2 separate regions of the Homo sapiens genome follow, and region 2 is linked to region 1. A link is an interaction called in ENCODE POLR2A ChIA-PET data of the cell type or tissue named here. Cell type or tissue: PC-3. All regions are shown on one strand. Each heading gives the region's core, and the rest is flanking DNA. Links, peaks and the distances in the headings are about the cores only.

Region 1 (2,919 bases), core at 304-2,803:
GAGAAGCACATTTTCCGTTGAAAGCCAATGTGAATGTCTCCTTGACCCCGGGTCTCAACAATTTTTGAGCAACATAGGTATGATGGTTTAGAAAAAGCTTGATAGATTAAAAAAAAAGATTCTGTAAAATTAAAAATTTTTCCTTTGAAGAATTATTGATAAAAGCATGCATTTGAAACAATATAATTCATATATATCAGTAATAAAATGGGGTCTATTTGAGTTTACTAAGCATTAGCTTAGCAATAGCTACATTTCTCTAGACAGATTTCTGAGTTGCTATGAATATTTGATCTCAAGACAATGAAACCTGTAGAAATTAGTAGTTCCTTTTTCCTTTTCAATGCTCTGTATACCAAACAAAAACTGTCACCTTTCATGCATAAACATTAATGACCAGTATCTGTGAGCGCAAAGCCTGTATATTCAAGGTTAAAACTCATTCCCTGCACTATTTGGGGAGATGATTAACTCTTCTTGGTAGCAGACCAGAAGCAAGTGGGGCAGCCCCCACCTCTTCATCTTTCTGTGGAGATCTGTAGGGTTGTCTACAAAACAGCTGCTCCCCACATGTACTGGGTGTGAAAAAATCCATTTTTGAGAAACAAACATCAAAACAAAGGCCTCATAGCTGTGTATTTTTCTACCTTTGGGTCCAGGATCCAAAGTCCATATTGAAATGGCTTACTTGCCTTCCAGAGCACAAGGGTGGCTGCAGGAAGTAGACCCAGAGGTTTTCACAAACCAGGTCTTCCCTGGAAATAGTAGTAGAGGCTCGGGACCCAGATCCCCATGGAACCACCTGGCTGGTTTCTTTAGGGGAGGGCCTGAGCCAGGAGTTTTTCAGGGGCAGAGCCATGTGCCTTTCTGATCCGACTATATTCTGGGCTTAGGTGAATCTATGTTGACTTTGGAGTGGTCAGAGGGGTTGAAGCAAAACTGGCATGGATATTCTGCTGGTTGTCAAATGTTGGGCAAGTGTCCTGCTCATAATTTTTAAAGGACAAATATTTGAAATGAGCTAGCTATTTTAGATAATTTAAAAATTATTTATGTGCTGGTTTATTGTATAGAAAGGAATATGAAATATTGTACATAACTTAAAAAAAGATTAAAACAAGCCTGGCACAATGGCTGGCACCTGTAGTCCTAGCTACTGAGGAGGCTGAGGTGAGAGAATTGCTTGAGCCCAGGTGTTCGAGACTGCAATGAACTATAATTGCACCACTGCACTCCAGCCAGGGCAACAGAGTGAGACCCTTTCTCTCTCTACATATAAAACAGTAGATCAACATTACAAAATGTTAAAAAGAGAAAAAACACCCATAATACTGCTATTCCATTTTTCCTCTGTGCAAATATATTTGAACATGGTTATATTCATAATGCACATATATCATCTGTATTCTGCTTTTCAATTTAATATCATCCTCTATTTTCTGTATATTGTGACAGTCTTCATAATTTATTTTTAATGATAATATAGTATTTCATTAGAAACATGTACTATAGCTAACATTTTTCTGATTATTGGGCATTTAGGTTGATTCATATTTTGTAGTGAACATCTTTTCTTTTGGATCATTTCTTAGGATCAGTTTCCAGCAATAAGATTACTGTGTCAAAGGAAGTAGACATTTTTATGACTGATACATGCTTTGCAAAAGGTTTGGCCTTTTTCTTTGCACAACTTTAAAGGTGAATCATCAGCCATGAGCCAGTGCTTACATTTTTGGACAGTTAATTATTATTCCCATATTAGGCAGAGAGAGAAAAGCTCTGTGCACATCTGATTTTCTTCTTATTGCTTTCATTATATAGAGCTGACGTGTTGAGAAAAATGTCCTGGCTGTGAGACATTCCAGACAACAGAGCCATCACTTTGGAAAAGTTTGGACCAATCCCAATTTTGCAATCAGCTCCCAGAGTTTTTCATATTTCTTTTGGCAAAGATATCTGTCGCTGTGGTCAAATGCAGCTGAATGGTTAAAGTCACAGCGTGAGCTGATCAAGGTGCCTATTTTAGTATTAGGTTGGCAGTCTGTGGCCAGGTGTCTGGGTATTTTGAGAGAAGTAATTTTGTAAAGTAATTTGCAATTCTTAACTGTGAACAGTGCCAGAAGAGTTATATGCAGGTTTTCTGTGGAGATTCTCTCTCTCTTCCAGACCAATTGGAGGATAATCATTGGTTTCCGAAGAAAACACACTGGGCCGGGTGCAGTGGCTCATGCCTGTAATCCCAGCACTTTTGGGAGGCTGAGGCAGGCGGATCACCTGAGGTCGGGAGTTCAAGACCAGCCTGGGTAACATGGTGAAACCCTGTCTCTACTAAAATTACAAAAATTAGCCAGGTGTTGTGGCATCCACCTGTAATCCCAGCCACTCAGGAGGCTAAGGCAGGAGAATCGCTTGAACCCAGGAGGCGGAGCTTGCAGTGAGCTGAGACATGCCATTGCACTCCAGCCTGGGTGACAGAGCAAGACTCCATCTCAAAAAAAAAAAAAAAAAAAAAAAAAAAAAAAAAAAAAAAAAAAGAAAACACTGATTGCAGGGAAATTAGGACACCTTGGTCCTTGCTGAATGTGTCACAGTGTCTGTGCTTTGCAGCAAATTGCTTGACTTGAGTTTTTTCCTTCTAAGAAGCAAAGATATTGGAAACAGGAGTGCCAAAATCCCTAAAATTTTTTAGGTTCTTTGTCCGTTGGATGATTCTAATTGCATGCCCATTTTTGTAGCCAAGGATGTAATTTCCCTATTCATTGGGGCTTCTGTCAGGCAACAATGGAAAAGAATAGGATGTGAAGCACAAACCTATCTTTATAGTTTGTCATTTCTACCAGAAGATATCATGGCATATATAATTAAAACCAATGGCAAAAAATTATTTTGACTACCTGTGGCTTGAATGTACTTACTCTA
Region 2 (2,919 bases), core at 167-2,666, 180 kb after region 1:
CAATATAATGTTATAAGATGCAGGAAGATAGTAAAATGGCTACTGTAGTGAAGCAAATTAGCATATCCATCATCTCACAGTTACCTATATTTTGTGACAAGAGCAGATAAAATATATTCATTTAGTAAACATTTAATACAATACAATGTTATCATCCATAGTCCTCATGTTGTACATTAGATTTCTAGACCTCCGTATCCTACACATGTACTATTTTGTATCCTTTGACCTACATTTCCCCCATTTCCTCCCTCTCCCTCCAGTCACCCCAGTTAACCACTGTTTTATTATCTGTTTTTGCATACTTAACATTTAAAAAAAGATTCCACATATAAGTGAGATTATGCGGTATTTTTCCTTCTGTGTCTGGTTTATTTCACTTAGCATAATGTTTTGTAAGTTCATACACTTGGCAAATGGCAGGATCTCCTTTTTAAAAGCTGAATAATATTCCATTATAGATATGTAATACATATATATTACATATATATACACACATATTACACACATACCCCACAGTTTCTTATTCGTTCATCCATTGATGGACATTTTGCTAGTTTCCATATTTTGGCTTCTGTGAATAAAGCTGCAATGAACACAAGAGTGCAGGTACCTTGAAATGGTGGTGATTTCATTTCCTTTGGGACTATGCCCTGAAGTAGGATTGCTGGGTCATATGGTAGCTCTATTTGTACTTTCTTTAGGAATCCATACCATTTTCCACTATTTCCACCAATGACACTAGTCTACATTCCCACCAACAGCATGCAAGGGTCCCTTTTCTCCACACCCTTGCCAACACTTGTTACCTGTTGTCTTTTTGATAATAGCCATCCCAACAAATGTGAGCCCACCCTTCCTTTTAACTGTCATTTTAAATATAGCCCAGTGGCTGGGTGCAGTGGTTCACGCCTATAATCCCAGCACTTTGGGAGGCTGAGGCGGGCAGATCACCTGAGGTTAAGAGTTCAAGACTAGCCTGGCCAATATGGTGAAACCCCGTCTCTACTAAAAATACAAAAATTAGCTGGGTGTGGTGGTGGGTGGCTGTAGTCCCAGCTACTTGGGATGCTGAGGCAAGAGAATCTCTTGAACCTGGGAGACGGAGGTTGCAGTGAGCCGAGATCGCATCACTGCACTCCAGACTGGGCGACAGAGCAAAGTAATTTAGTCTTTTGTCAATGATTGAGAATTTTGATAACATGTATTAAGAATCTTTAAAATGCTTCTACATCTTGATGTGATAATCTATAGTAATCTAAGGAATCAACTTTAAACACAGAAAAACTTTTTTTTCAAATACACACAAAGTTTGAGCTGAGGTCTTGTGGCAGGCATGGAGGTGTCACACAAGAGGACCTGATGAGGGAAGTGAGTTGGCCGGCAGCCTCCAGCTGCTGCACCTTTGGGATCCAGCACAACATTCAGGCCGAGGCCACACGGATGCTGGTAGCCATCAACCTGGCTGAGACTTTCTCAGAGCAGTTTGCTGCTCTTTGTATCCAGCCCTCTTTCCTCCCTTCTTTCCTTTCCCAAGCATCAGACCTTCATCATGCTCAAAGGCTCTCTTGGTTTATGCCAGCTCCCTCCCCTTCATCCTTCAAGGAAGTTTTCCCTGCTAATTCTCCTGCACTTCTAAATCCATCTTGGCCTCCACTTCCTAGAGGATGTGAACTAGCAGGCCTATAGGATGAATAGGATTTACACAGGTAAAGAGGGGGTTCTGAGAAGTCCACGTAGAGAGGAGCACAGGATGACCTTGAGGGACTGAGAGATGCCAGTGTGTTGAAGTCGAGTGAGTGGAGGGAGGGCAGGTTGTGAATAAAGCTGGAAGAGGAGGCAAGACCACACCCCACAGGCGAGGATTTTTCACTTTATCCTATCAGCAAAATCTGTTAAGGATGTTCATTAGAGAAGATGATCAGACTTGCATTTTGAAAAGATTATCTGGGCACCCATGTAGCAAAGGCGCCATTTTGAGAGGCCAATGCAGTAGTCTAAGTCAGAGTGAATGGTAGCCTAGACTAGGTTGTTGGTGGGGGGATGAAGCCATTTAGATATATTTGAGAGGTATTTATGAAATAAAATCCATGAGACTTGGTGATGAGTCAGAAATAAGGGGATGAGGGAGAGGAAGCTTAAAGGCTTCCATGTTTGGGCTTTCATAACTTAATAGGTGGATGTGCCATATGTTGAACTTGGGAACCCTTGAAGACAACTGGGAGTAGAGGGAAGACTATGCCCATTGAATCTGAACAAACTGCATTTGAGGTGTTCAAGAGGTAACATTCAAGAAAGGAGTCAAGTAGGCATTTGGCGTTGGACCAGGACTGGTGAACAAAACATGCGCTTGCAAATATAATTGCAGTTTTTCCCATTGAAAGTAATGGCAAAAGTCACAATTATGTTTGCACCAACCCAATACACCTGTAGATCATTGGTGGTGCTGCAGAAGGTTGTGATCCAGGAGCCAGAGTCTTCTTTCCTGAGAGCTGAGGAGTGACTGAGAAGCTGGTAGAGGATAGCAGCTCCTCTGCAAGCAGGTGCATGGCAGGGGTGAAGGACTAGCCCTGGAGGAATAGGTGTTTGTCTTTGATGTCTTTTTGTGGCTTGGCAAAAGGATGAATAAGTAAAGGTCTGAAAGTGACCACGAGGAACAGACACTCATACACACACACACACACACACACACACACACACACACGTGCATGCACACACACCCCAAAAGATTTATTTTAAGGAATTGCTCATGCACTCGGAGCTGGCAAATCCAAAATGTGTAGGGTAAGCCAACAAGCTCAGGCAGGAGTTGATATGACAGTCTTGAGGCAGAATTTCTTATTTTTCTGGGAAGCCTCCGTTTTTGCTGTTAAGGCCTTCCAACTGATTTGATGAGTCCCACCCACATGATTGAGGGTA

What was found. Peaks named below come from ENCODE experiments on the same cell type or tissue, not always from the same donor. Only the 100,000 strongest peaks of a DNase experiment are listed, where the experiment ranks them.
Region 2: POLR2A ChIA-PET joins it to region 1 with 14 read pairs; 2 of 35 experiments call an interaction of 5 or more read pairs at or near these places.

Annotation. Positions count from the first base shown.
Region 1 is chr1:200,378,440-200,381,358 of GRCh38, reverse strand. No RefSeq gene overlaps it. Among named protein-coding and RNA genes, the nearest start is that of LINC00862, 6.1 kb to the right of the region's middle. RefSeq lists an enhancer at 538-587. In PC-3, for the core only: no CTCF peak of the experiment used is centred there; a DNase peak (open chromatin) is centred at 1,738; H3K4me3 peaks cover 527 bases; H3K27ac peaks cover 2,500 bases.
Region 2 is chr1:200,201,608-200,204,526 of GRCh38, reverse strand. No RefSeq gene overlaps it. Among named protein-coding and RNA genes, the nearest start is that of LINC00862, 170 kb to the left of the region's middle. In PC-3, for the core only: no CTCF peak of the experiment used is centred there; no DNase peak of the experiment used is centred there.